2 separate regions of the Mus musculus genome follow, and region 1 is linked to region 2. The links are chromatin loops, found by intact Hi-C in ENCODE. Cell type or tissue: left cerebral cortex. All regions are shown on one strand. Links, peaks and the distances in the headings refer to the core of each region. The heading gives the core; the rest is flanking DNA.

Region 1 (15,597 bases), core at 3,941-11,940, 300 kb before region 2:
GGTCCATGGGTGATGGCACCTTGCTTGTACAGACAGGTTCCAGCATTTTTCTGAATCTCACCAATCAGATAACCTGGCTGGCCATGACTGCCAAAGCCCAAGAAACCCTTTCGTCTCTACCTCCCTAAAGTGAATTCACATTACCATGCTGGGCTTTCTTAAGTGAGTTTCAAGCTCTTCATTGACTACAATATCACTTTAGCCCAAGACAAAGCCTTTTTAAATGTAATATAAGTCTTGCAGTAGGTAATTAGTCGAGAGGAATCTAATTAAGTCTTTTCCCCAATGAGCTGAGGTGGCAAGATCTATGAGCCCTGGGCAGAGAAGTGACTCCATCTCTGCCAGGCACGTGTGAAGCTGGATTCGAGTCCCACATCCCATGTGCCTGTCCACTACTCTAAAGCCTTGACTAATCTCTTCATTTCTGTCCAATCTTTTCCTGGGCTCAAACCTTTAGGAATTTGTCTCTCATCTATCAACCATTCCCTCCTCTCCACCTGTGATGGTTTGTATATTCTTGGACCAGGGAGTGGCACAATTTGGAGGTGTGGCCTTGTTGGAATAGGTGTGACCTGGTTGGAGTAGGTGTGTCACTGTGGGTGTGGGCTTAAGACTCTCACCCCAGGTGCCTGGAAGTCAGTCTTCCACTAGCAGCCTTTGGATGAAGACATAGAACTCTCAGCTCTGCCTGTGCCATGACAGCCTGGATGCTGCCATGCTCCCACCTTGATGATAATGGACTGAATCTGTGAACCTGTAAGCCAGCTCCAAGTAAATGTTTTTGTTGTTTTTATAAGACTTGCCTTGGTCATGGTGTCTGTTCACAGCAGTAAAACCTTAACTAAGACACCATCCTAATGAGTGATGTGGCATTAACTTTAACGTTAGAAAAGTCCAGGAAGGGAGCACTATGTTCATCAACATGTGACCATTCCATGCTCAGCCTCAGTTATCACAGGGAAGACAAGAGACTGAAAAGAAAACTAGCCAGGTAGTGGTGGCGCACACCTTTAATCCCAGCACTTGGGAGGCAGAGGCAGGTAGATTTCTGAGTTTGAGGACAGCCTGGTCTACAGAGTGAGTTCTAGGACAGCCAGGGCTACACATAGAAACCCTGTCTCGAAAAAACAAAACAAAACAAAACAAAACAAAACAAAACAAAAAAACTAAAAGCACTGAAAATCAAATTTTGAAAACAGAACTCTGGAAAGCATTGTTACGTCATTAAGAAGAACAGCTTAGAAAAGGGAATGAAAACGGACATGAAAATGGGGCTGGTGAGATGGCTGAGGAGGGAGAGGCACTTGCCTCCCAAACCTGACGACATGAGTATGAGCCCCATGGTCCAGAGATGGAAGGAGAGAACCGACTCTACCAAGCTGTCCTCTGACCTGCACACGTAAGCCATGGCATGTACACTAACCCTCCACCCTACAGCAAGCAACAGATGTTTAAAAACTGAAATTCAAAGGCCAGAAGATGTAGCTCAGTTAAAAAACACTTGTCCATAATGTCCAGTGCTCATAACTGAAGAAGAAAGGCAGGAAGAAAGTCAGTCTGTCTATTGACTTAAGGCCTGAAACATCTGCAGCGTTTACTATTATAAACCACAGACCAACATCTTCATTATTATCTTGTAATACAGAGTATATTTTCCAATTAGCTGATCAACATCAAGAATTATGAGAGCTTCTAATGAGCCTTATTTAAGAAATCAACTCATACAACTCTCCTGAAAGGTTCTACTCTACCCCCGCTACAGCATTGATGGCCACACGATCAACAGCAGCTATCTTTTCTTGCTGAAGAAGCACTAATGCTGTAAAATGTTTTGTCAACATATAAACTTATGGGAAACACATAAGAACAGAACCAACTGGTAATTTAGCTTTCGTATGGATTCAACCACAAATGGCCAAACGCTTTTCAACACAAAATTACTCCTATGAGAAATTTAACAGCAGCACCAATTGCTGTAAAAATAGACAGAACAGATGCAAACAGAAATATGTAAGCCATTGTTTAAAAACCAACAGTGTAACATGTAAAAATACCTCCATCCTAACCTTTCAAACTTTGCAAAACCTAAGCTGCGTTCTAAAACCTATAGCTGAAATGGTGACAGCTTTCTACTCCTCTTTGCGAACCTTTGCATGGGATGCCTGCAGAGGAAACTCAAGAAACGTCATGGCTACACAACATTTTCTGCCATCTCCATTCGTATCATCTTTCTGAGGGCCCAGCACACATGTCCTCCATCATGGGCTATCTCCAGTGCCTTTCATAAAACATTTCCAGATCCTTCCAGTAGGAACTCTCTCTCTTATTGTCAGTCCTAAAACGTCTGTCCACATTTTTTATGCCTGTCTTTGACTCCTCTGTACACTGCAGAGTTTACCATAGCCATACTTTGACAGGTCAAAGGCAGTAAAGATGCTACCCACCCACGATGTTACCACCTTCGTGACTGATGAGTGACGTGTGCTGAGTTCATGTCATTCCCCTTTTAAATTATTCTATCAAACTTTCAACATTCTCCGGCTACTATAAAACTATGATTTCATTTTGTGAAAAGTAAAAAAACAAAACTAGCTAAGAAGGCCCCTTTTTTTTGCATTTTTGTTCAATATTGCCACCTAGAAAACAAAATTTTCAAGGTGCCAGATGTAAAAGTTTAACACTGATGTGTTTTTTAACCAAAAAAACCCCGATGCCACGGTATTCCTTGTAATTGCCACCCTCATGGCAACATCTACACCTAAGCTTGGCATATCAGCTAATCCAGAAGTCCGGGAGGGGGGGCACTGGTTGCCTCCCCAAATACAGCTTTAAATGGATCTCCATTTTTTTCTTACTCCCAAATTCCACAGTGACAATACAAAGCAGACTCTGCTTTCCATACTGCCTACCAGAAAGAGTTACATTCTGAGCAGAAATAGCAATATGGCCTATAAAAGTCATCGCATTTGGCTGAGGTACTGAAAATAACCCAGGCTCCCAGCATGGATCACAGCGTAGACTATTAATACGATCCTATTGAATAATGTAGCTGTTAGCTCCGGGTGCTTTCAGGATTTAAACAACGAAGCACAAGGATAACAAACTAAATTTAAAACATTCCACTGGAAATTATATTAAACTGCAAACTATAAATTAAGCCAGTTACTAAGCAACAATCTAAATAGGAAAAAAAAAACCCTCTGAAAACATGCACTTTCAAAAATAGCCAATGGCTTTGAGGCTTCACTAGCCTAATTCTGCCAAATGTATGTGTGTGTGTGTGTGTGTGTGTATATGTATATATGTATATATATACATATACATATATATATATATATATATAAAGTTTTTTGTTGGCAAAAAGCAAAATATAGATTTAATTTTTAACCATTAGATGAAAAACAATCATGACAAACAGAATTACTGTACGTTTTCTTTAACCAAAAACAAACAAACAACAACAAAACAGCTAAGGCTGGCGATTGGGGTGGAGGAGGGGGGTGGGGGGGGTTAGGGCCTCTCATTCTAGCACTTTACGAGGAGGAGTTCATGGTAGGCTTTAGCTACATGTGATCCTGCCTCGAAATAAATAAATGAATAAATAAATAAAGACCAGTTTACTCAAGTAGCTAATGTTAAGAGCTCCTTTTTCAAGTGCAAACTTCTTGTTAAAATATATATATATATATATATATATTCCAATTTTACAGAATAAAAGGTAACATTTTTCCTTAAAGTAAACAGCTACTTTTACAAAAACAGTAAGTACTGTTATTGCAGGCTGGAAGCCTACAGGATCCCTTGGGAATCATGAAGAAGGTTCTTTCCAGATTTTTTTTTTCTTGACTTAATAAGAATCAAAAAATCCAGCTGCTAATTTATCCGCATTTGAGTTAGGCTCCTGACATTTCTAACCACTTGACAGGGAACACTGACCTTGTTGGAACAAAAGTCTTCCTGACAATGCAGTTTTGTTTATAGTCCTATACATCACACATCACAAAGCACATGCTGGAGTTGGTTTATCTTGTGCTTGAAATATCTTGCGGGCACAAAGGGGTGTTTTCTAAGTAGATTAAACAAACTATCCACCTTCCTGGGGGAGAAGAATAGAGTTCTCCCACACCTCCACTTCCCCCCTCCTCCTCATGGAGAACAGGACAGTCCATAATTTCAACTCCCAGAGGGACTTGTTTTAATAGACCCTTTCTCCCTTGTCACCGAAAGAAAGTAGCTCACAAGGGAAAGGCTTCATTTGAAATATCTTTAAAGTTCTTATTAGCAAAGAATGGAAAACTCAATTTCCCCCAAAAGCTCCCCAAGCCCAGATTCTTCCACTTTCACGATGGGGATTAGTGGTGCCCCTTCCCCTCCCCTCCTCTCGTGTTCTGCCTTTTGCAGCTATCAACCCAAGTACCTTCCTCCACATCTTTTTTTTTTTTTTTTTTTTTTCGTTCCAAGCCAGAGGTGGGAGGAAATTCAACAGCTCAGGTTGTTTACATCTGTTCCTGCCCTCTGCTGCCCAGACCCGGATTTGGATCTGGAGGTGGAAGACACTGAGGGGTTGTCCATGCGATACTCAGCTCACTCAGTCCCACTCCTCCAAAAGAGCTGTTGGATTTGGCCAAGAGTGGGAGGCGCTCCCAGACCTGTCTTTCTTTGCAGGTCTTTGCAGCTTTAGCAAGAGCTGCTTCCTCAACCTGCAAATATTTTCCAACCTGGCTTTGTGGGTCAAGACCCCACAGCAGGGTAAGAAGAGAATGTCTGTGCATGCAGACATTTAGAGTATCAAAGAAGGGAGCAGGTACGAGCCTAAGCAAGTCAAGGCGCCAGGGAAAGGGAACAATGTTTTGACACCGGGTTCAGAAAACCCAGTTCAATCCCGCTTTAGCTAGGGAAGAAGGTCCCTACAGATGACTGAGCGAGTGGCAGTCAGCTAGTACCCAAAGTGCAGGCGCTACGGGGCCTCTCTCACCAGTCTCCCCAAGACACATGAGCCCCCCCCCCCCCCACACACACACACAAAGAGCATCCCCACACCTGCCTAGCGATGGTTCACCTTCCCGCCTCTGCTACCCCAGGTCCCCTGAGAGGTGTCAGGCACCCCGAGACTGGCGTTCGCTCCGCACCCCGGAGAGGTGAACAATGGAGACTGAGATACCCCGCGAGTGAGCAAAGGGGTCACCAGGGACGCGTGTGGTGTCCAGAAGGACCGACAGGCCCCTAGTACCCGGGGGTGGGGGCTGGCGTTTCCCCACTTGAGCCCGCTTCTGGCCCTGGGGACACTACGGGGAAGGGACACACGAAGGGCACACCCCGGGGAAGGAATGGGTAATCAAGGGAAGAGGAACAGGAGAGAGGGGATATCCTGGAGAAGGAAGGGAAACCCTTGGGAAGGGAGACCTCGGGGAGTTAAAGGAGCACCCTAGAGAAAGACAAGGCATCCCAGGAAAGGACCGGGCACCCCTAGGGGAGTGTCCAGTGGGGACCCTGGCACCAACCCCAGCCCGCGTCTACGCGGTTCCCCGCGCCCAGGGAACTCGGTTACCGCCGCCTCCGCCGTGGCCCCCTCCGTGTCACCCGGGGTGCGGGACAAGTCGGGCTCGCAGCTCGCGCTGTCCGTCGCCATCTTCCTGCTCTAGCGGATCCGAATGCGAGCTCGGAGCGGCGGCGGGGTTCAGCTCTCTCGGCGCGGGCGGTACTTAACCCGCTGCTGGCTGTGGCCGCCGCGCTCTCAGCCCGGGAGCTCGGCCGCCCCCTCCCGCCTCTCCGCGCCGCCCCTGCCGCTTAACCCTGTGCGCGCTGGAGACGCGGCGCCCCGCCCACCCGCTAGCCCAGTCGCTCCCACGGGACCAAGAACCAGCACCAGAGATGCGCGGCCTCGCGCTGGTGTCGAGGGGACCAAACACCGGGGGATGCAAAAGAAAGCAAGCTTCCTCCCTCGAGGCGACGGGCTGGCCAAAATCTTTGCTTAGACAGTGGGGCACAAGCCGATCTGGAGGCCAGACTCCTGGATGTGAAATAAATCTAAAATTGAGCAACTGTCCCTCACTTCCACTAGCTCCAATGAGGTGCCTTCCTTAATATTTGCCAGCCCCTGTCGCCTGGACACGTCTATCCTCTTGGTTTGTACACCCGGCTTTGTTTTATCGCATCTTCGATGCTAGTTCTCTCTCAAACCATCAACTGAAAGTCTGAACTCACAGCTAAAAGTCCCTGTCCAGCTGTTTTTAGCGCCCTTCCTCCGCAGGTACCTATCTGCTCGGGTTTCTTTTCAAAGAAGGTGGAATCTCCCACCACCACCCGCCCCAAGCCTGAGGTCTGTTCTGAAAAACCACCAGGTATCCAGTAATGTCTTACTACTTTTGAGAGAACAGGAGTTTCTTTCGTACAGATGAGAACACAAGGATACACACACAGACCTTTGTCAAAAATGATCATATGGAAATGCATGGCTGGAGTTTATATGAATGAGTTAGGCCCAAGCAATTAATCTCCTCTTCTCCTGCCTCTAATTCTGTTCTCATCCTTTCCTGCCAAGTCCCAGAATCTGAAAATCTATCACCTTATTGAGACCTTATGGCAAAGACCTCCCCAAATCTCCAGATCTCTAACATTTTTTTTTTTTTTAAATTTTGTTCATTGAAAGCACATAATCAAATGGAGGCATTCAAACTCTGTCTCCCTGAAGCCAAATCAACGCACCATCCAATCCCACGCTTGATATTCTGGAAGGTGGGTGACTGGAATGTTCAGTACATGGAGTATAGCCTTGAAAACAAGCAAGCAAGCAAGCAAACAAACAAACAAACAAAATGACTAAACAACAAGATCCCAGCCTGCTCTCATTGACAGGACCTGACACCTTAACTGTTCATTTTCCGAACTGGATCCGAATATTGTCAGAAATCAAAGAAAATATTTTCTACAAAGACGTTGAAAGGAATCGGTCAACAAAATCTAGAAAGTTCCCCCTAGAAAGAGCAGTCCAGGAAACACACCTGGAGCCCCGAGGTTAAGGGTCAGAGCTTAGGAACCACCTGCAAGTTACCCAGGCACAGAGTTTCCTTTGTTTACTGTTGGCTGATTTCCTCTGCCTGTGGCTTGTACTCTGTCTTGGTCATCACACCACTTGCTTTCATTTAGTCAACTGCTCTCTTGAAATTACCCAATATGAGACTATCTAGACTTCTAAGGCGAAAGGAAAGCACGTGACTGTAAAAGATTTTGAACTGATCGTAAATAGTTAAGATTAAAAGCAAGGATATTTCCTGATTTTGTTTTTATTTTTAAAAAATTGTTTTTGTACATTAGTTTTCTTAATACCGATGCTGAATTATTACTCTAAAAATTACCTGGCATACTTCTAAGGAGAGGCAGGAGGAAAAAAATAATATATTTCATTTAGGAATTAAGGAGAGGTATCTAAAACCCCTTATTGCTCGGAAGTAGATATGTTCTTAGGCTTGCAGCTCAATTTTTAAATGCCTCATTTATTTGAAGATATTTTATAATAACGTTAAAAATTTAACTGCATCATTGGAAAGAAACAGCTTGGTTTCATTCTAAATAAAACCCAAACAGATACGTGTCAAAAAAAGGAGTCAATTCCTGTATTTTTCCCCCTCTTGCTTATGTGTATGTATGTAAATGGAAAAAAAAAACCCTACAGGCATAAAAACCAAAGTAGAGCACATGTTTTAACTGTCAAAACCCAGGATATGGGAAAGAGAAGCCTTTGCTTCTATCCTAAAACTGTCATTGCTATGAACTGACTGAACATCCTGCAGTTGCAGCAAAGGAGGAGGGGTTAACTCCCACTCCAGTGGTCTGGCCTGGAGCTGCCTCTCTACTGGAGGACACTTGCTTTAATTTCTCTCCATAGCTCCCAGTAGCTTCCAAGGCTATTGTAAATTAACTCCTTCTACCCAAAGCCAGTCTCTATTGCAGTTAAAGCAAACAGATCTGAAAGGACAATGACTTGGTCACTCCAGAATACAACTCTTTTGACACTTGATTAAACTGCTCAGTAATCATAACCTTGAAAGACACTCCAGGGACAGAATGAAAAATTCTGAAAGGCAGGCAGGTAGAAGAAAGAAGCTGGAACCAGAAGAGGGTGGGTGGGTGGGTGGGGGTGGGGGGAATTGCTATTGTAGAGAGGAACCAGGTTCTTCACCCATAGATTCCGATTTGTATGAAAATGGAAGGAGAGATACTGAATATATTGGGGAGAAAAACATCCAAGCCTTAATATTTGGATTAATTTTTCTTTGTAAATAGATGGTATATTCCTGACAAAGTAACCTGAGGTTTATTGTTTAGCAAACTGTGGGAGAGAGGGAGAGAGGAGAGAGGGAGAGAGGGAGAGAGGGAGAGAGGAGAGAGGAGAGAGGAGAGAGGGAGAGAGGGAGAGAGGGAGAGAGGAGAGAGGGAGGGAGGGAGAGGGAGAGTGGGAGAGAGGGAGAGAGGGAGAGAGGAGAGAGGGAGAGAGGGAGAGAGGGAAAGAGGGAGAGAGGGAGAGAGGTGTTGAGTTATAGGATTCTCTGTAAAGGTTTCTTTTAAGATCAGAGAAATGAGTTGTGGAGGCTAGGAATGGAGACAGTGGTTGGGAAACCAAGCGGTTTCCTGATTAAACCCATTCTTGGCCTCCCCAGCCACATCCTCTGAGCCACAAAGCCAAGAACTCAGAGAGTTACACATCGTGATGCAAGGGGAGGTTTCCTTCCATGTGAAAAGATAAAGGAGCATATGCATGTTCTAAAACCAGCCCCATGGAAGAGAATCCTTTACTTCAGTCAAATGATATTTATGATAATTCCAGAGAGCAAACCATATGCTATCATGCCTTAGCTTTGCCAAATGACAAAATTACCAAGTAACAAATCATTTCTGACTACACCCCAAAGACTATAGTTATACAATGGAAGTGGTCCCTTCCCACACTTATTCCTGTCTGAATGAAGTGGCCAACCTAGGGAGCCCCAAATCTTAACTTCGGGAGTTCTGGAAGACAGAACGTATGCTAGCCCCCAGCACCCCATCTAAGGTCAGGTCTTGATTTGCCGGAAATGGGTTTTCATATGGCCTGACTGCCATCCTTCATAGATAACTTGTCATTATCTGCATGTACTGGAGTCTCTTTGTGGGGTTAGTTCAGTAAATTTAATGTGAATCTCCTTAGCCATTCTCGTCAACAATCTATGGATTTGGAAGCCCTCCTCACCAACTGTAGTTGGTGTGTGCCAAGGAAATGCAAACTAATTTTACCTAAGCTAAAGCAAAATTTAATTAGGAAATTAAATCTGTTATGAAGGAAGCAAGTCAAAGCCAAATGTAAATCACCTGTAACCTTGTAATCACCCTACTCCCCTTAGATAACATCTGTATTTAGTTAGGGTTCTCTAAAGGAACAGAACAGAATGAATAACGCGCTCTTTTTTCCCCTTCTCTTTCTGTCACCACCTCTTCCCTCCTTTCTCTCTCCCTCTCAATAAACCTCTCACACGTGAAAAAAAAAAGAATGAATAACACACACCTATCTAATCGGATTTATTAGAGTGGCTTGCATATATGTGGTGGTCCAGGTAGTTCAACAATGACTGTCTCCTGACTGAAAGGCAAAGAATATGGTAGTTGTTCAGTTTACAAAATGGGATATCTCAGCACTCCCAAGCTGATGTTGAGGATTCCCAGAGAAGTGCCAGTCTTCAGTCTACACTGGAATTTCTAAGAAGTAGGTTCTAGCACCAGCAGAAAAGTCTCAGGAACAGAGTAGATGAACTTGCCAGCAAAAGTAAGCAAGCAGGCAAACAGCAAAATCTTCCTTTTCACCTGCCCTTTTATGTGGGCTAGAACCAGAATCGGTAGCCCAGGTTTAGGGTGTGTCTTCCCTTAATGATTGGGATCTAATCAAGAAAGTCTTTTATAGGCATGCCCAGCTGCTTGGATTCTAGATGATCCTAGATATAGTTAAGTTGACAACAAAGACTAGCCATCATGCCATCTTTTATCCGGATCTGCATCTGGGAACCACTTAATTACCAAAGTGGTATCCAAATACCAGGGTTTGGGGGGGGGAGAGGTGGGTAGTAGTTTGTCTTCCTTTGGAGATGGGGTCCAACTGTGTTACTCAAACTGGTTCAAATGCCCCTTTTGTTTCCTCAGATGAAGTGATGAGATGAGAGCTGTCCTCAGGCTGTGTGAACACACAGTTTGGGCTGAGACCAGAGCATTTACTTCTTTGTTTTTATTATCCCTAGGCCTAGGCCTGGAAGCTTCTATCCTTTGTATAATCTAATCTTCCAAGCTGACTGATTCAATCTGGCTTCCCTTGGTTTCTGACTGAATTGCTCTGCCTGGCCTCATACTAACTTAGGCAATATGTTCTAATCTTCTGGCTTCTTCTCATCCTCTGACTCATTCTGTGCTCACCTGTGTCTAGGTTGTTCTGTCTGTAAAACTGTCCCTGTAAAACTGTCACCACCTGCCACATGCCACATATCTATGTCTCCCTTTCTCTCTTCCTGAGCTGCTCTTAAGTATTCTAGCTGACCAAGTATTCTCATCAGAGTTCAGCATATCTTATCTGACTCATTCTATCAAATCTTTCTCTCATTCATCACTTTGTCTGCCCTTCAACTAGCTGTCACTTTCAAACATGGCTGTTTCTTTCTACAAACTAACCGTGCCTTTATTGTTAATAATTAAAGGTGTGTACTAAGGGCATGTGTGCTTCAGCTAGATAATATTGTAATCTAGGTCATGTCTGCATTCTGGACAGATCATATCATTGGATTCAATCCCTTGCTAGAGCAGCCACATTGGTGGATTAAAATTCCTCTACAAACTGGCCTCCAACTCAGGTTGGCTTTGAATTTCTGATTCTCCTTCCTCAGCATCTCAAAGGATGAGATTACAGGTATAAGCCTCACACCCAGCTCAGATATGAGATTTTACTGAAGAAGTATAGATATAAAGAGGTTTTAAGAATATCATCCCCTGGTTGAGTTCCTCTAATAGACCGCAGGACTAGTATAGAAAACCCAGGTAGAGTTGGATCCATTCTACTAAATTCTTCTCCATCATTACTTCCTGGTTTCCATCCCTACCTGCAGAAATCACTTACAAGCATAAGTTGTGTACAAGGATGTTTGAGGGGAAAGAACAGTTTTAACAAAAGGATCTGGCCTACAGCTGCCCCTCAACCATCTGAATTGGAAATGGATCTTAGCTAGACCACTTGTTCAGCCTCTTTAGCCACCCCACTGGCTTGCAGTATGCAGTTACTAGGCAACGGTGAAGGCAGAAGTGTTTATACTGTTAGGCATTAATTATAGCAGAGCTGTATTTTTCTTAGAAAGTTTTAAAACTATATAAATAGGTTGAGAGAACTGACCTTTCCTGCCTTTGATTAGAAGTGCAGAGCCCATTATAAAACTAAACCTTAAAATTTCCCTTTAATGCTGGATATGTTCTATTCAATACAAAAGCAAGTTCAGTGTTCAAAGAATTTAAAAGAAGCTAAAGATGATGCGTCTCAGTCTTAGTAATTATGCAGAAAGTGCTTATGCTTGACATGGTTAGGACTTGCTTAAGTTACAGACACAAAGTTCTACATATAAGTGAAGTGAATTAATACCTTTGTACTCTCTAGAAAATACCGCGTATTTGTAGTTAATGGAATTTCTAATACATTGTATTTTTGAGACATAAATGTCACCTCACATTGCCCCAAGTCTCAACTATTAGCAATATTTACTTTTATCATTCGAGATAGAAAGCAAAAACAAAAACAAACAAACAAAAAAAACCAAAGCAGTTAAAGTTAGTATTTATTGTGTTCATTTTAAAGCATTTGGAAATATGATGGTATTATTTGAGAGAAAATAGCATAAATATTCATATTGAAGTTGAGTAACCAATGAATACAAAATACAGTTTAATTCATAATATTTATGAAACAATGTCATAGATAGAATTGAAGGCTTAATTATATTTATGAACTGAGAATTGAAAGGGAAAAAAGGCTTTAGTATTACTAGATTCTGGGGGCAATGAATTCATTTGTAGGCTAATGAAACTTACACCTGGAAATCAACATTTTCCTACTGAAAATGTTTTATGTTAACAATATAATATACATATTTGCTTATGGAAATAGAATGCCCTTTTATCATGATATCATCACCCAGTATTTATTATTTATCAATTTAATCATTCGTGTCTAAAGAATCAATTTAGTTGAATACCACTACTTTTTCTTTCCTTTAATATTTTGGTGGTCTGAATATGCTTGCCCCAAGGAGTGGTATTATTAGGAGGTGTGGACTTGTTAGAGGAGGTGTGGCCTTGTTGAAGGAAGTGTGTCACTATGGGGGTGGGTAATGAGACCCTCCTCCTAGCCATGTTGTGAGAGCCAGTCTTTTCCCAGGGGCCTTCAGATGAACATGTCGAACTCTCAGCTTCTCCTGTACAATGTCTGCCTGGATGCTGTCATGCTTCCCATCTTGATGATAATGGACTGAACCTCTGAACCTGTAAGCCAGCCCCGATGAAATGTTTTCCTTATAAGAGTTGCCTTGGTTATGGCGTCTGTTCACATCAGTAAAACCCAAACTAAGACAAATATCTCCTCAGGGTCTTCAGCTTTCAACCTCACCCTCCTTACTGACCCTTCAGGTCACATGGCACCATTACAATGTAGCTTTGCTTGACACCTTTCAGTTTGCTCTTCCTTCTACCCTACACACTGTGGCCATAGATATGCCCTCATACGAGGCAGGGACTGTCACTGCCAGACTTTTTTTTTTTTTTTTTTTTTTAATGAGGTGTTGGCAGAGGAGAGTTCAACTACACTGGATACAGATTACTAAGCTTGAGCGGTGTGTAAAGGCATCTCACATACCAACCACACTGAATTGTTCTGCTTTGATTACAGAATCCCATTTAGAGTTGCTGAGACAAAACCAGAATGGTAGATTTAAACATAAGTTTAAAAATCTAGGAGGAAGATTCTTTCTATAAGTAAATCAGGCAAAACTGTTGATTTTAATACAACACAATTTATCAATCTCACATATGTATTATATATGTATGTTCATATGTATATATAGCAATTTATTGTGTGTCCTGTTTATGATTTCTTTCTCCTTTAGCTCCTAAGCCTTCCAGATCCTGTTGTCTTTTGACTTTAATTTCTAGAGGAAATTTAGTACTCAATATCTGAACTCTCTTTCCTTAAGTTTCTCCCACTCTGATGTTGCATCTTCCAAGAGAAAGGCACTTAGGCAACCTCCCAAACCCAGGTCTGCCTCTTGAATCCACTTAGTCACATTCTCATTTCCCAACTGTCTCCAAACCATCCCAACCTTTCCCTCAAGAACCATAGTTTCTGAATCCCTACTTGAATTCATGTTTACTGATAGGCATTTTATATACATGGTCCCATTTTACTGTTGGTTTAGTTCAGAGTTGGCTCAACACAACACAGTCTATCATAGTTGGCAATGAAAGCCACATGTGTTTACTTAGAGAGAAAATGTCTCACAAAGAATCCTAGTTTTTCTTGTATCCTAATTGAATTGTATCTAGGCCTATAGTTTTACATCTGGGTGTGGGGTAAGCCTAGCTTAGACTCCCCCCATATCCCTTGACAAATAGAAATGAGGTACTAATATATGTTCTCATCTGTAGTCTGACACAGAATGCCACCCGGGCAATAGAGGTCAGTTTGTATTAGTGAGATATATTGCCACCAAGTAAGAGCCCCATTGACAGTTTTTAGTTTTTTTTGTTTTTGTTTTTGTTTTGTTTTGTTTTTTTATGTACTGCTGTTTCTCTTATTTCTAGGCATGTGTTTAAAATAAAAAGAAAGCATTCGGAATAAGCGAAGCTAAGGATTAAATGAGTAGGTTCCAATGAATAGAGGATTCTAAAATTAACTTTGCATCTCTGACAGATTCTCTATAGTTCAAGGTTCAATGAGGACTGGTGGGTTTACAGTACCTGAAACTGCCAAGTCAACTATAAAACTGTACTCCAACTTATTGAATGGTTCCAGTATGTGGGCAGAGCGATACACTGATGCACATGCAGGAAAAGTCAGTGTTAGCGCCTCCTTGTCTTATGTCATGGGCCCCTTTGACATTGTGGTAATACTTAGGGACACTGTCTTAGATAAAGGTACCAAATTCACAGAATGAAATGCGTAGGATAGGTTAAAGGTAGAACTTAGAGCTGCAACAGTTGTTTGGAGCTCCAAAACTAGAAGCACATAAAAAAGCCAAAAGGATTATAAAAACAATGAGATAAATTTAAGTTTAGTGATCAAAATTCTTTCTCTGAAAAGCCAAATTGTAATAGAGATGTTTACTCTTTAGGCCGGTAAATAAGAAGATCTAATGGCAATGGCATGGCTCCTAATTTATGGGCTTTCTAAGTGTTCATAAGTATAGAATCACTCCAATAATTATGTTGATAATTTAAACTATCTATAGTTTGTATTGTGACGTCCATCATGCCAAGTACTTCCAGGTATGTTGTGATCTGTTACTAAAGTTCTTAGCTGGAATGAATGCTAAGTATGGATAAGAGTTTAGTGTGTGTTCATGAATGTCAAACATTTGTGCATATATGTATGCATATGAGAGAGAGTGTGAGTAAGAGAGAGAGACAGAAACAGAGAAAGAGACAGAGACAGAGACAGAGAAAGAGACAGAGAGCACAGAGAATTTTTTCAATCCTCACTCCTATCAGGGAGCTAGGATTTACTGATCAGGCTAGGCTGGCTGGCCAGTAAGCTCCAAGGGCCCTCTCATCCCCCCACCTCCACAACCAACATCATGCCTGGTTTTTACATGCCTTAGGAAGGAACTGGGAGCTCGTGGTTCTCTGGAGAGTGATTTACAAGAGAAGATATCGTCCCAACCTGAAAATATGTTTTTGAATTGTTACGAATGTTTTCCTTTTTAAAATTCCATAACTTTTTCAAATATATATTAAATATATTTGTTAACTTGCCTTTTTCAAGAGCTCAAACTCTATATTTGGTAGGTCAATGAAGTTTCCCTAAGAAGGAACAAAACGGTGTATAAAATGTAGGGTTACTTCCCTTAATCCTCCTTGTATAGTTTTAGCACTTAGTTCTATTTCTTTTTAGACTTTTATTATACCTTTTAAAGAATTAATAATCTCTCTAATACACATGCAGTTTTGGAAGAAATTTATGGAATTTAATAAAATGATTACACAAATATACAATTGCTCTAACAAGGCTATTTGTATAAAATTTTAATTTGAAGCCAAATACTACATGGTATTCAATTAAATATTAAAAACTCCACATGAACTTAGAAAAGTCTAAAAAGAGAAATTTTGGGAAGGCTCACTTAATTCAGAAATGCAAATTGACTGTTGAGGTATGCCTCTTTTAATTAAATGAGGAGTATGTGTGTGTACGTATGTGTGTGTATGTGTGTGTGTGTGTGTGTGGTACGTATGTATGTGTGTGTGTGTGTTCCTAGAGCACAGAAATCAATCTTCTTTGGTTGTGTTTTTCCATTGTCTTAGTTAGGATTTCTGCTGTTTCAATGAAAC
Region 2 (15,597 bases), core at 5,077-13,076:
TGGAAAAGACCACAGGAAAGATACAGACAGGCAAAGTGGAGAGAACAGTATGGTTAGACATCTTACAGGAAAAATTTCTAAAGTATTCAGAGTTGACACCATCATGGGTGGAGCTGAGGTGAGCAAAGGACTGTAGTTGACTATGCGGCTCCACTCAGGAGCATACAGGCCACAGAAGCAACAGAGCAGATGGGACAGGGTCCCCTCAGCCCTTGGTGCATCTTCCCTGCCAGAGGAGAGCTTGCTTATAGGAAGTGTCTGACCCTGGGACTCAGGTGAGGTCACCATTTTCTTTCCAGTGACTCTCTAAGGCTAGTACATTCAGGAGCTCACAGGCTGCAGAAGCGGCAGAGCAGCTGGGACATGGTCCTAGGGCCTACATCTATACCCAAGAGGTGGGGCTGTTTTGTGGCCCTCTGTGCACTCACTGGTCTTGCCAGGAGAGAGCTGGTCTCCCAGGAGTGCTGACACAGGCTTACAGACTCACAGGAGGAACAAACTCCAGCCAGAGACAAGAACATCTAACACCAGAGATTACCAGGTAGCAAAAGGCAAATGCAAAAATCTTACCAACAGAAACCAAGACTACTTGGCAACATCAGAACCCAGTATTCCCACTACAGCAAGTCCTGGATACTCCAACACACCGGAAAAACAAGATTCAGATTTAAAATCATATCTCATGATGCTGGTAGAGGATTTTAAGAAGGACATTAATAACTCCTCTAAAGAAATACAGGAGAACTCAGCTAAACAGGTAGAAGCCCTTAAAAAAGAAACACAAAAATCCCTTAAAGAATTACAAAACAAACAAACAAACAAACAAACAAAAAACCAAAAAACAAAACCAAACAGACAAACAAAAAAACAACTAAACAGATGAAGGAATTGAAAAATCCATTCAGGATCTAAAAATGGAAATAGGAACAATAAAGAAATCACAAAGGGAGACAACACTAGAGATAGAAATCCTAAGAAAGATATCAGGAGCCATAGATGCAATCATCACCAACAGAATACAAAAGATGGAAGATTTCAGGTGTAGAAGATTCCATAGAAAACATTGACATAACAATCAAAGAAAATGCAAAATCCAAAATGATCCTAACTCAAAACAGCTAGGAAATCCAGGACACACAACCACCAAAGCCAGACACTATTTCAGATGCCAACAAAAGCTTGCTGACAGGAGCCTGCTATAGCTGTCTCCTGAGAAGCTCTGCCAGTGCCTGACAAATACAGAAGTGGATGCTCATAGCCATCCATTGGATGGAGCACAGGGTCCCCAGTGAAGGAGCTAGAGAAAGTAGCCAAGGAGCTAAAAAGATTTGAAGACCCATAGGAGGAACAACAATATGAACTAACCAGTACCCCCACAGTTCCCTGGGACTAAAGCACCAATCAAAGAAAACACATAGTGGGACTCATGGCTCTAGCTGCATATGTAGCAGAGGATGGCCTGGGTCATCAATGGTAGGAAAGGCCCTTGGTCTTGTGAAGGCTCTATGCCCCAGAATAGGGGAGTGTCAGGGCCAGGAAGTGGGTGGATTGGGGAGCAGGGGGAGAGAATAGAGGTTTTTGGAGGGGAAACTAGGAAAGAGGATAACATTTGAAATGTATATAAAGAAAATATCTAATAAAAAGAAAAAAAAGTGACTTGTGAAAGACTTTATTTTAGTCATGGTTCCTGTCACAGTTCATCATCAACAGCAGTGGGGGCAGGAAGTGGAGTATGGCAGGATGCTGGAGGCAGGAGCAGATGATGCAGAGACCACAGCACAGTGTTGATTACTCATTTGCTTCACATGGTTTGCTCAGTCTGCTTTCATATAGAACTCAGGACAATAGGCCCCAGGTGACTCCACCCACAGTGGGCTGGGCCCTCCCAATTTAATCACTAATTAAGAAAAATAAATGAAATAGGAAAATGCCCTACAGAATTGCCTACGGCCCAATCTTATGGAGGCATTTTGTTAATTGTGGTTTCCTCCTTTCTAATGCCTCAAGCTTGTGTAAAGTTGACATAAAGCTAGCAAGCACAACTGACCCATTTTAAACTTTACACGTAAACACACCACCTTTCAATGAGAACCTTTCCTTTCTGGTTTATCTGCAAGCTGGCACATTGCTATTAATATCATAATATAAAACATAAATAAAGTTAAGAGTGCCCCAGTCTTTACAAATTCAAACACATTTTAAAAGCTCAGTATCTTTAAAATATTGAATCTCTTTAAAAATAGAAAATCTCTCTTGAAAGTTCAAAGGTTTTTCAGCTGGGGGATCCTACAAAAGTCAAAATAAAGTTAAATACTTTCTAGGAGGCAAAAACCAGGACACAGTCACAATCTGAACAAAGCAAAACCAAACTCCAATGGTATAAAAAGCCCAATGTCAAATACCTCGGATTCACTCACAATTTTGGGGGCTCCTCCAAAAGACTTGGGTCACTTCTCCGGCTCTGTCTCCTGAAGCCCACACAGCTTGTCTTCCAGGATCCAGCAGCAACAGCAGGCTCCACTCCACTGCTGTTCTTGGTAGTCATTTATGATACTTGCAAACCCTCAGGTCTTTGAGCAACCGGGCTGCCTTCCAAGCCTCAAATTCTGTCCATGACCATTTCGATCATGGGGCTTCAACTGCTACTGAGATTACCCCATCACCAATGACCTTCCCTGGACCCTTGCACTATCAAGCAGCCTTTGCTGCTTGTCAGGAGCCCTTCCTGCTTTCAAAACCAGTGCCACTTGGTGACTCTCACTAACACATTCAGCTGTCCTTTGAGTTACCTTCACTGCTTCTAGAACACAGCTACTATGTGTTGATTCTGAGGAAACACTGCTGAGATTTGAGCTCAGCGATGCTGGTCTCTTCCTAGTCACCACTAATCCCTCAGCTGCAGCAGAATAGCATCGAGTATATCAGGAAAACAAAGGTTTCAGTTTATTGGCTCTGGTTTCTTGTTAATCACACTTGATTCTTCAGCCCCAGCTGACCAGAACCACAATTCTCAACCCAAAATAGCAAATAGAACCTTTGAGTCTCAGATCTCCCTCTGGAACTTCACAAGCCAGGCATCCATCATCTGAATTGTTCTCAACATTACCATCCAATCTCCCACAGAAAAGCTCATCGAGCTTTGAACACTCAATGGCCTTTCAAAGTTACAAAGTCCTTTTTCAATCCTCCCCAAAGCAACAGGGTTATGTCAGAGCAATAGCCACTTTGGGTAGGAATTTGTACTAGTTAGGGTTCCTATCCCCATGATGAAAAACAATGACCAAAACTAACTTGTGGAGGAATGGGCTTATTTAGCAGTGAGGCCAGGAACCCAAGCAAGGCAGGAACTTGGACCCAGGAGCTGATGCAGAGACCATGGAGGAGTGCTGCTTACTGGCTTGCTTCCTATGCCTTACTCATCCTGCTTTCTTATAGAAACCAGGACCTGTAGCCCAATAGTGGCCCCAGCCACAATAACTGGGACCTTCCAAATCAATATCTAATTAAGAAAATGACCCACAGCAGTATGGTTCTCAACCCGTCATGACATCCGCAGGGACTGTGTACTAGATATTTATATTCTGACTCTTAACCATAGCAAAATAGCAATGTAATAATTTTATGGTTAGTGGCTACCACAACATGAGGAACTGTATTAAAGGGTCACAGCATTAGGATGGTTGAGAACCATTGCCCTACAGGGTAGCCTACAGCCAGATCATATGCAGGCATAAGATTTCTCAATTGAGGTTTCCTTCTCTCTGGTGGCATCAGTTTGAGTCAAGTTGAAATAAAACTAGCCAGCACAGTAGTTACTGATGAGGTATGAGATTTGAAGGAGTTCTAGGTCGTATAAGATCTTTTGATTATAGGACGTTTATTCTGATTAAGAATAAAGAGATTGGAGAGTTTGAGCAGAGCCTTAATGTGATCTGCCTAGTTATTCTGGCTTCCATGTTTAAAAATGGACTAAATGAAAGAGAGAAAGATATAGGAAAGTCAGCCAAGAGATGGTGGCAAAATTCCAGGCCAGCAGAAAAGAACTTACTTCATAAAGCTAATAAAATAGTAATGAAAATAGACAGATTAGCCAGATTTGGTATAGGATTCAAAGCAGAGCCAAACAATAAGATTAACTGAAGAGGATGTGTGAAATGTATTTTTAAAGAGAGAGAATGAGAGGAGAGAAACAGAAAGGGGCAGGGGGATCGGTAAAGAGGCAGAATAGTAAATTCTATCTTGTCCCAACAATAGTATTACATCTATCCACAGATCAGTCTCTTCATTACAGATACCAAAAAAAGTTGAAACTCTAGTGGGGATCAAGATTGAAGAAGTCTATTTTGAGAGCTTAGTCATATCCAGGTAGCAAACTCACTGATGGAATGGTTCAACTGTAGTTCACCTCTGGAGACTTTGTTTCCCTAAAACAGGAGTCTAATTACATTTGACATTGAGTCCTACAACCAAAACTATATAGCAAAGGGCCCAGGAAACATGCTGGTACTACTTAAGGGTGGTTCAGTAGGCAGATGTGTCTTTCTAGAAGGTGGATCTCAGCAGAGGACCTGAGAGTTCCTTGGTAATGCATCTCTAGCTCTTTCAGCTGTGTTTCCTGTTTGCATTGCTTGTGACAGGGCACAGACAGAGCCTCACTCAGTTGAGTCATTGCAGCTAGCATGACAGACTTTACTCCACAACAGTTTATGAAAGGAGCTTTGTCTTAGCCCCTGCCTCTCTTTGCTCAAGCGTGAGAATTATATCAACTTGTGTGGGAAATAGCTGGAATACTCATCTGTCTATGCAACATCAAAGCTTGCCAGCTTTCACCCAAGAGAAGACCACATAAAGTCTCCGACCATCAAGGGTAAAACCAGGGAGCAATCCCAGTGGCTCAATGGAGTGTTGTCAGTCATACTCAACTTTGCCAAGAAGGCCCTGAGTGTCAGCTCTAGTCTTCGGAGGAAGTTGGGATGTACCATAGCTGAGCCCACATGCAGCACTACTCAGAATCTTGTGTACCAGTGCCATCTAATTATAAATGCTACCCTTTGATCTTACAGCAGGTCTATATAAGCCTTATTTCCATCGCTACTAATGTGTTCTAGGAGCAGTTCTATCAATTCAAGATACTTTTGAGAGAGCTTCACCTATGTGAGTTTTGAAGCTGGCTTGCCAACCTCTGTCCCCAACAGATCTTCAATCATACCTCAGTCTCAATACATGGCCCTCTTTTTGCAGACCAAATCCAGTTCTGAGAAGAGTAGTGCTCCAAGCAGGATGTTTCTCTGACACAAGTCTTAAGCATTATTACACAATTTGGGCATGGTCAACCATAAGAGTGGCACATCAATTAGTAGAGGTAAGGAAATCTGAAGAAATTCATTATCTGTTACACATATTAATTTTGAGATAGCTATAAATATTTAGCTCAAGACAATGAGGAGTATTTTTCCACTACTCTGGAATCAAGCTGAACATATAAACTTAGTAGACATAAACATATGGTGTTTAAAATTATGAAATTGGATATATCACTCAGGGACAATATAAATAGAAAGGACAGTTTTGGAGGGCAAAGCAAATGAGGTTAAGAAGGAGCAGCCAAGGGGGAGGGAGAGGAGGGGAAGGGAAAAGTGTGGCATCCACGTGGAAAATTTTAGAGAAAAAAATGTCATTGACTACGTCAAATGCCACTGATAGTCCACTAGTGAGACTTGAAAGCTTACTACTGGATTAAAAACAGATTGCATCGATGATCTGATGGTCTTAGTAAGAGTGATCTGTGGAACAGTGGCTATAAAATGCCAAATCCATTGAAAAGGTAGTGGAGAAAGTAAGACAATTAGTACAGGGAATTCTTTTGAGAGGTTTTACTTCAAAGAGCTGAAGCAGGATGAAGCAAAAGGAGTAAAACTTAAAAAGAAAAAAAAAAAACACGAGAGAAATAATAGCAGTTAGTGTGCTGAAGTTCTCCTCTAAATACTTTTGTTTTGTCAAGGAACAGGCAAAGAAGACAACTTGCTCTAAGAGTGATTTATGGCTGAAGGAGGTACGGATTAGAAAGCAGGTAGTTAAGAAAGTATGGAGCCAATCAGGTCAGACCCTTCGGATGAAGGGTATCAGCATCATTACACCTGAGTAACTACAGAAGGACAAAATGGTCATCAGGGCAGGAGACAGCAGACAGCAGTCATCATTGTCATCACTTTGAGCCGAATTCTCTTCAGCTGTGTGGGTGCAGGACCAGCAGGGAGTTGATTTAACTAGGTTGTATCTGACTAATCACAGAAGCAATCTCTACTCCCCACACCCTATTCACCCACTCATGGAAAAATCAGCTATCTCTTTCCTAGTATACAGGAAGGTGGAGATGTTGATGAATCTGACTTGGCTTTCCATAACTCCTGCAAAAGTTTTGTTGTGTGTTATTCCCTCTTCTCTTGGTTGTTCATTTTCATCATTACACAGTACTATTGTGCCCTGACTGCAATTTTCCAAGTAAACATAATGACAACCATGGATAGTGATATAATTAGCATCCTCACAATATCTTAACGATGTTAAGTATCATTATTGACACATTTATGTTTGGGACATTTAATATATACTGAATCTTTTCAACAATTTCTCTTTTAAAAGTTTAATTTTCAAATTTTTCTCTTTCCTATATGTGTGTGTCTGTATATGCCATCTAAGTGCGGTGTCCTTTGAGGCCATAAGAAAGCATTGGAATCCCTAGAGCTGGAGTTAAAGGAGGTTGAGAGTCACCCAGTGTGGGAGCCAGCAACCAAACGTGAGTCCTCTGATGTTGTGGTTTTAATGACAATGGTATCTCTTCCTGTATGCTAAGAAAGAGATAGCTGATTTTTCCATGAGTGGGTGAACAGGGCGTGGGGAGTAGAGATTGCTTTAATGAGACTGTTATGTTTGAATAATTGGAATAATCATCATCAGTTGCTGGAACTGTTTGGGAAGAATTGGAGGAGTGGTGCTGGTGGTGGGCATTCTCAGGTAGTGCTCTGTCTGTCTGTCCATCTGATGCTTGTGGATTAGGAGGTAAGCTCTCAGCTAATGTGCCAGTGCCATACCTACCTGCCTGCCTGCTGCCATGCTCCACACCATGGTGGGCATAAACTGGAGCCTGCTGGAATCATGAGCTCCAGCAAACATTTTCTTTTATAAGCTGCCTTGGCCTTGGTGTCTCTTCACAGCAACAGAGAAGTAGTTAGGACACCCAGAAGAGCAGCCTGTGCTCTTAACCTGCTGAACTGCCTCTCCAGCTCTGTTTCCCCACTTTAAAGGAATGAAAATAGAAGGTAAACCAAATTGCAAGCCCAATAAATGTGAAAGATGAACCCAACCTCATCTCTGTGTGCTATACAATGGTGCCCTACTTATTGCAACCTCCACTTCTCTCTCTCTCTCTCTCTCTCTCTCTCTCTCTCTCTCTCTCTCTCTCTCTCTCTCTCCCTCCCTCTCTCTCTCTCTCTCTCTCTCTCTCTCTCTCTCTCTCTCTCTCTCTCTCTCTCTGTGTGTGTGTCTTGGGTGGTAGAGGGTTCTTTATGTGATCTAGGCTGCTCCAAACTCTCAATCCTCCTGCATCAAGCTTTCAACTGCTGTGATTACAGGTGTTTACTACCATGCCCAGCTTTCTTGCCTTTGTTAAGGCTAAATCAAGTTTTTCTCGTTCTCATCCCAACTGTCACATATATTCAAGTGTTGTGTAAGCTTGCCCCAAACCTTCATCCAAAGCATCTTTTCTGTCTGTCTCCTTTCAAACAACAGGTCTTACCTTGAAATCTTGAGATAGAAGCTTTATCTATCACAGTCCAGTCCTAACTTGTTCCAAATGCTGACCTTTTAGTAATATTCTCCAGCCCATGTATTCTAGGCTATTTTGCAGCATTTCAGACTTCTACCTACAGACTCTAATAGCACTTTTCATCCAGCTCTGATAAAGATAAATGTACTTGCCAAGTGTACTTTTGGAGGTAAAGTTGTTCATATTTGAGAAACTATAGATTGGGAATAACATTAGACAAGACTTTGTGTTAGTTGTATTTTAATGCTTTACATTTCAGATTCTCACTTCATCTGTAATACTAAAATTCTGCTGCTTGTGGGTGCAAAAGATTGAACTTAAGGTCCCACACATTCTAACAGGCTCTACCGCGGGATTATAGCCTCTGTTTTATAATATGTTTAAGGAAAAGGACAAACTCTTCTGAGAGCCTCTTAGCATCACCAGCATAGTTTCAGATAATCAAAACTCTGTCAGTATGCTTTAAAATGAAGAAGTGACCTGTGGTGGCTATTACATTCTATTACAGTGTCTTATCATTGGTGACAGAGACCATGAAATAGTCCTCTTTGGAACTTCAGCATGTGGGAAAAAATACATACTACGTGCTCAGTGTGTGGCTTTAAAACTCTTCCTGGAGGAATTTCTGAAATTGGCTTTTAACTGTGGCCTCTATTCACATCACAGCCCTGCCACCTAGTGGCCAATTACCCAGATTTAACTACAATACCTCGGATGAAAGGTGCGAATACTGACTTGTTTATCAAAGAACTGAAGTGTAAAAGTATATTCAGCTTCATTAGGTAAGGAGATTCTAAGCCATACATAGAAAACATTTTACAACAATGAGAATGTTCAAACTTTTAATGTTTCGCTAAGCTGATTGAAATGAATGCCTATAGATAAGACGTTCGTCATTCCAATGTGTTCTCAGTATGTGACATATGCATCTTTATTCCAAGCAGTGTCTTTGCTCATTAAGATCAAGCATTGTTGCTTTTCCCTCATCTTCAATAAAGTCCTTCCAAGATATAGAACTCTGTGAAATAGGAAGATACATTGTTCATGTAGCATAAAAAATTGACTGGACCAAAGTTGATTGACTGTTTGGAGTGAAATTATCAGTTTTGATCGATTAGTGTGCTTGTAGCAATGACTGAATTAATCCATCAGTTCAACTAAGTAGGTTAATAGAAATGCTGTAATAACAAAAATATAAGCTGTGAGGAAGCACTTTCACTTTCATTGTTGATTAAATGAAACTCAGTAACGAAAACTCAATGTTTTCATCACTTGGAATTATATATGCTCAAGTGACTCATTTATTACTTACAATGCTAAAATACTAATATAAAAATTAATAATAATGCAGTGACTATCACGCGCAGGATAGGGGAAATGAATGACAGGGAGCTGAGAAGTAAGAGTACATTTTAATTTTAACTTCAGGAGTTAGGATTTGATACATCATAAATCTGTTACTAATCCATATTTATGAGTTACAAAATGTATTTTGCCTTAGCAGGAAGGCATAACCAAGTGTCTCTAAAACATGGTGCATTGTTCTGTCACTTGTCTGTGGTTTTTGGAGGGTATTAATATACTTTGATGCCAAATATAACAGATGTATGAACTCACACATCGATCTTCCTAATATTAGCTCTGGATGCATCGGTTATGTGAAAGAGGCTTACTTGTTTCTGATACTTCACACTTTCCTGATGACAGGAATGACCCCATTTTTCTTTTCCTCTCTGCTATTTAAGACATCTGAAGAAAGCAAAAGAGATTATTTAAATCAGGTCCTACTTACATACATGCAGAAATTGAGATTTTGGAAAAACTTGGCAAAAAAATCCAAGATAAATGAAACTAGTGGTTATAGATGGTTCCAGAACTCACATCTGCTGAAAGAGTAACTCTCAGAGGATCAGCCTTGAGGCTGCTCTGTAGCTTCACACCTGAGAGTGCATATACCACCCAAGCACAAGAGATGTGAGAGCCAAGCTCATGGTGCTTTATGTCCCTGGACACTTCCGTAAGCATTAGGAGTTCCAACTTCACCAAGTCACTTTGAATCCATGCATTGTCATGTTTCCTACTGAGAGGACAACATAAAACCCCATTTGTCTCCATTTAAGGACCAGAACTGATTTCAAAGAAAGTCTGTAAGGCACCAGCTCCAGGGACAGACCATAAGTCCTAGAAACTAGGCCATAAGACACCAGCTCCAGGGAAAGACCATAAAATCCAGAAAGCAATCATAAAACTCCTTCCCAAAGTATAGCCTGGGGATAACTATGAAAAAAACTTATCTCAAAATGGCAATCTGTGCTGGACAATCCCATTTCATCGTATGGTTAAACATTCATGAAATAGGAATGCAGACCACTGACCGCCTGTGACTCCCTAGCACTTACCAGTGAAATTTTAGATTACCTAATCTTTCTGAGGGTTCTCCTGGTTCCCTATAAAAAGGCCCACATGCCTTTGTCTGGGGTTACCATTTCAAAGAATGGTTGGCCTCTAGATGCTGGTTGTTTCTACAGAATAAGCACTCTTTCTCTGTGCATACTATCTGAGTCTGGAGTCTTCCTTCAGCGGCTTTCAGACCCTTATACTACACCCCCCTTTTCCCACGCAAACCCATTTAGTATCCTGTATTCAGTCAGTTATTTCAGCATCTTTTCCTTCAAATATCACACTTACCTTCTTGCCTTACTGAGACCTATCTGTCCTTGAAAGGATATCAGTGTAAGAACTGAGGTTAAGGGCGTGTCTTGCTCTATTTTAATGCTACTTCCAAATTATCATTTTCTCTTCTGAAAAAAAAATAATTACTGTTCTGATGATGTTTATGCCACGTGGACCACCACAGCTTGATTCATTCTACTCTTGTCTGCTAACCTCTATCCACGTCTGTAACTTTCACTAAAGTCTGCTTTTGGCATCACGTCTTCCATTCCACCCAACTTTCTGGCTCACTGGTCTTCAGCTATGTTCTCCCATGGTGTCTCCAGGACCCCTTCCTCATGGCGAATACCTCTTCCTTCTCTTCCTCCTCCTCACTCTTTTCCTTCCACTGCCTGTCAGAAGTCCTGTCCTATTCTGTCATCTGCCCAGACACTGACTGAAAAGCTTCTGTTGGAAAGTCAGAACATAAATGAGGAGCAATGTTTATACAAACTTGAAACAGGAGTACTGTGAATAATCACTGCAATGCCCCCAGACTGTGACTAGATATAGGTCACAGATATAGATATATCTAGATATAGATGCAGAGAAATCGGCATTTGAATAACACAAGGATAATTCTACACAGTGTACAATAACATGTCTATAGGAAACATCTGCAACAAACAAAATAACAAAGGAAAGAAATAGGTTTAAAGCACAGCTGGCGCCAGTAATTTATACATCTCTGAGATATTTTTATGGTGAATCCATCATTTACCTGTGTATTTTTAACTGCTTTTTACACAAATGTATTTCCTTACTTGGCCGTCAGTAATGGGAGTTAGGACAAGAACTAATAGAACAGACATTTAGTCAAAAAAACTCTACACTTTAAAATTCCTAGATTTATAAGCCAAGCAAAATGACAAACACACACACACAAACACACATACATACAACCTAACAAACAAGTGAATATAATAACAAACAAAACAAAGAGCATAGCCTTACTCAGAAGCATAGAACTTTATGCGAACTGTATATAAAACTGCAAGTACAGGCTTCAGTGGATCCACCTTCATTTGCAAGCAAATCAGAGAATGAGATAGTCTAAGGGTCCATGATTTGCTGAAGAATGATACCCTAGTCTCAAATAGTATGTAAATGCAAAGAGTGTTTGATTCTGCAGAAGTCCAGCATGCTGGGGTCACTCCCGTTACCAAGATAGAGAGACAATCACATGAGCTTGTAGGCCTGATTAAAAGCAAATTAGGGAATTCTAGGGTAGGTGACCTTTATTTTACTTGTCTCTAGGACATTCCATTACTGGGGCATGGAGGCTGGAAACTGTTGCTAAGGAAGTAGCTAAGGAGCTGTGGAAATTGCTGCTGACCCATTGTCCTTGCCTGAGGCCAGGTAGCAGGGCAACTTCTGAGGCCTGGACTTGCCTGGAACTGCCCAGTTCTTGTGAACAGATTTGGGCCTGGTCTCCTTCACTGCCAATTTATAGCCTGTCACGGGATCAGCCCAGCCTTCTCACTATGTCTTGTGTACAAAGACAACATGCTTAGTCACATTCCTACTGCTATAATCACAAGACAGAACCAGCTTTAAGAAAGGAGTTGAAGAACAAACAAAAGCAACTGCTATTTTAAAACCAACTTGAGCAGGAAAGGATTCTTATTTAGTTTATACTTCTAGGTCGAAGTTCATCATTTACAGATATGACAGTAGGAAATCAAGGCAGAAGCTTGGAGCAGAAACCATTAGGAAACACTCCTTACTGACTTACAGGACCATGTTTTAATTCCTTTCTAAAAAATAATAATTTTTTTAACTTAAATTCTTTTCATATACTGTATTTGAATGCAAGAGTCCTGCTCCAAACGGGTTGAAATGGAGCACAGCATTGGATGAAGGCAAAGACTGATGATCTCTGGCCTTATAATCTTACTATCTGTGCTTTAATAAGCACTGGTTTCCATTCTCTTACTATTTTCTGCTTTAATCTGAGCACAAAAATAGTGCAGGTCTCTTTCTCTGTAATTCTCTCTTGCTATTTTGTGATAATAGCACTGGTTTCTTTTCTCTTTCACTCAAGGACCTCTTTGCTGGCCAGGTGAGAGGCTTGGAACTCATCAACTGCACGAAGGAGAGAGATTAGGAAGGATAATAATTAAAATCTTTTACACAGGCAACATGTACACACACACACACACACACACACACACACACACACATACTGGCTGGACCCGACCACTCGTCTCAGCAACTTCACTAGTGTTCATACATACTTACATACATATACATATACTTATATATGCATATGTACATTTGGTGGATGGAACGAAAGTACCCATGAGCACAGTCCAATGATCAAGTGTCAATGCAGAAAAAAACTCATTCATTCTGCGTGAAAAAGAATCTCCAACCAAAAGAGCTTCTACCTTTTCATTTCTGAAAGTAAGAAAATGCCCTTCCCTTATTGTCTTTTTTAGTTCTTATACTTTCTCCAGAGAGTTGATAATATGGCCATCTTTATATTCCATAAGTTCATAGCAAGTTTAAGACACCAATTCAAAAGCCAGGTGTGGTGTCCCACACCTTTAATCCCAGCAGAGGCAGAGGCAGAGGCAGGTGGATTTCTGAGTTCGAGGCCAGCCTGATCTACAGAGTGGGTTCCAGGACAGCCAGGGCTACACAGAGAAACCCTGTCTCGAAAAACCAAAAAAAAAAAAAAGACACCAATTCAAGTCATAAATTGATAAGGAGTCACAAAAGAAATGTTTACATGTGTTTCCATTTAGACTAGTACCTGACTAAACATTCATTTTCTGTTACTAGCTCCAGAAGTTCATTAAAAGTTTAAAACAATAATTCTTATGTTATTAAGTTAGAATGGTTTTGTCAAGAGGCAAATTATCTGCCAATTGTCTAATTAGTTTTGAAGTTTTGTATTGATAAACAAGTCAGGGGTTTGCGGTGCACCACGGCTTTCTGCGCGGGCGGCATGGAGGAGCACAGCGATTCCGAACCTACCCCGGGATGTAGCGGGCCTGGCCTGGCTCCCGTTCGCGATGGCGGCGGCGCCCACACATGGGCTCCGGAGGACGCCTGGATGGGCACACACCCTAAGTACTTAGAAATGATGGAATTAGATATAGGAGATGCCACCCAAGTTTATATAGCATTCTTGGTTTACCTGGATCTCATGGAGAGTAAAAGTTGGCATGAAGTAAACTGTGTAGGAATACCAGAACTACAACTCATCTGCCTCCTTGGCACTGAGATCGAAGGGGAAGGGCTGCAGACAGTGGTGCCTACACCCATTTCTGCTTCCCTCAGCCATAATAGGATAAGGGAAATCTTGAAGGCGTCTAGAAAGTTGCAAGGCGATCCAGAACTGCCAATGTCTTTTACTTTGGCCATAGTGGAGTCAGATTCCACAATAGTCTATTATAAACTTACCGATGGATTTATGCTGCCAGACCCTCAGAATATTTCTCTTAGAAGATGACATCTGCCCTTCTTGGTGCTGACTTCAGTTCTGAAAGATTGGATGTGAGGCTCCTCAGCGAGCTGCTCGTCTTTTATCTCAGAGGTAGTCAGGGTTGACTTAGCTAGTCCCAACCCATAAACTTCCTTTCAGAATAAAGCCTTCTCCGATGGAAGCACTATATTGCTTGCAAATATAGTTAGCCTAGAACTTTCTTATCAGAGACAGTACAGTTGCATGCGGGTTTACACCAAGGATACGTGCAGAGTTGTGGAGCCTGGCGGTGCCTCTGCCATCCCACACCCGTAGTCGATAGACAGGTATCAGTGAGTGGTACGGAGAAAACGCTACAGCAAGAAAACGGACACAAGAGCACTAGCGTGGTCATGGGTGTGAATGACACGCCAGGCTATGAAAGTGACAATAGATACTGATAGTGGTTTCAGTAGGATGGCAGGCAGCAAGTGGATGCCTTTGTCCTTCTCCACATTTTATTTGTCATTTGTATTACTTTTATAATAAAACGGTTTAAATTAAAAAAAAAACAAGTCAATATTTTTCTTTTTTGTCCTTGCACCCACAATAAATTGCCCACTCCCAGTTTATGACTTTTAGTTACCAGATAGTAGTGTCCCAGCTAACCTAGAAGGGATGGTTTCCCTCATTGTTAATTTGTTCCAAGCCTGTTTTCTTATCTTAGTACAATTAGCCCATAACACATGAAGGTTTCCAGAACCCTATTTACACCTTTTTAAAGGGCTGGAAATTACATAAATTTAGGAATTCTGTAAAATTATTATTAGGAATTATGAAATTATCAATTTGTCTACCCAGCATTGCTACATTAGCGTACATTCTCACTGAGCTGCAGAGAATCTGCCCAATAGGGCCAACTAATACCCAGGAATCGTTAGCTTATGGAATAGTAACTGGAAGGGCAAATGAGTAGCAAGACCCATCCTGGGATGAAACCTCTGAAGGCCCTACAGTTCAGAGTTTACCCTTCACAGCCATGCAAGCCAGTGGACAATCTCCTGAAAACTTCCTTGCATGCTTTTAGCTTTTCCTAGATGGCTCCTGACATTTGATCATACCCTTTCCACTCCAACAACTCCTCCCAGATATTCCCTACCTCCCTAACCACACATTCTTCTGTTTTCTCTGTTTACTCTCTTCAACCCCATTAAACAAAACAACCAAAACTCAACCAAACTAATAAGACTAAAATACCAAAACAAACAAACAAACAAACAAACAAACAAACCCATGAATTCAGTTTTGTGTTGTTCAGCTACTCCTGGTCATAGAGCCTGCACTCGAGTATGGTTTATATACCCAGTGACACTCTCTTGGAGAAACCTGATTTTCCCTTTCCCAGCAGATGTCAAGTGCAAATAGATTCTTGATTAGGAATGTAACTTTGTGTTAACACTCACCTTCACAATGCTGGGACTTTGTCTGGTCTGAACATGTATAAGTCTTGTACATGTTTCTGTGGGTTCACATGTGAGTTAGTCCTGGTGTGTCTTGATTAGATACTTCCTTGAAGTCATCTACTAGTTACCTTTTTTATACAGCAGACACCTGATTAAAGATGGTACTGATACAAGAGACTGGGTCC

What was found. Peaks named below come from ENCODE experiments on the same cell type or tissue, not always from the same donor. Only the 100,000 strongest peaks of a DNase experiment are listed, where the experiment ranks them.
Region 1: it touches region 2 in a loop (5-fold over the local background); 7 of 42 quality-filtered maps call a loop at or near these places.

Annotation. Positions count from the first base shown.
Region 1 is chr6:18,509,107-18,524,703 of GRCm38, forward strand. It overlaps Cttnbp2 (cortactin binding protein 2), which reads right to left and starts at 5,763. Exons shown (of 23, transcript NM_080285.2): 1 at 5,549-5,763. The coding sequence starts at 5,629. In left cerebral cortex, for the core only: no CTCF peak of the experiment used is centred there; DNase peaks (open chromatin) are centred at 4,105, 4,628, 5,772, 7,848 and 1 more place; H3K4me3 peaks cover 2,427 bases; H3K27ac peaks cover 3,271 bases.
Region 2 is chr6:18,811,062-18,826,658 of GRCm38, forward strand. It overlaps the pseudogene Gm5874. Among named protein-coding and RNA genes, the nearest start is that of Lsm8, 30 kb to the right of the region's middle. In left cerebral cortex, for the core only: a CTCF peak has its summit at 8,504 (motif pointing left); DNase peaks (open chromatin) are centred at 6,245 and 8,496.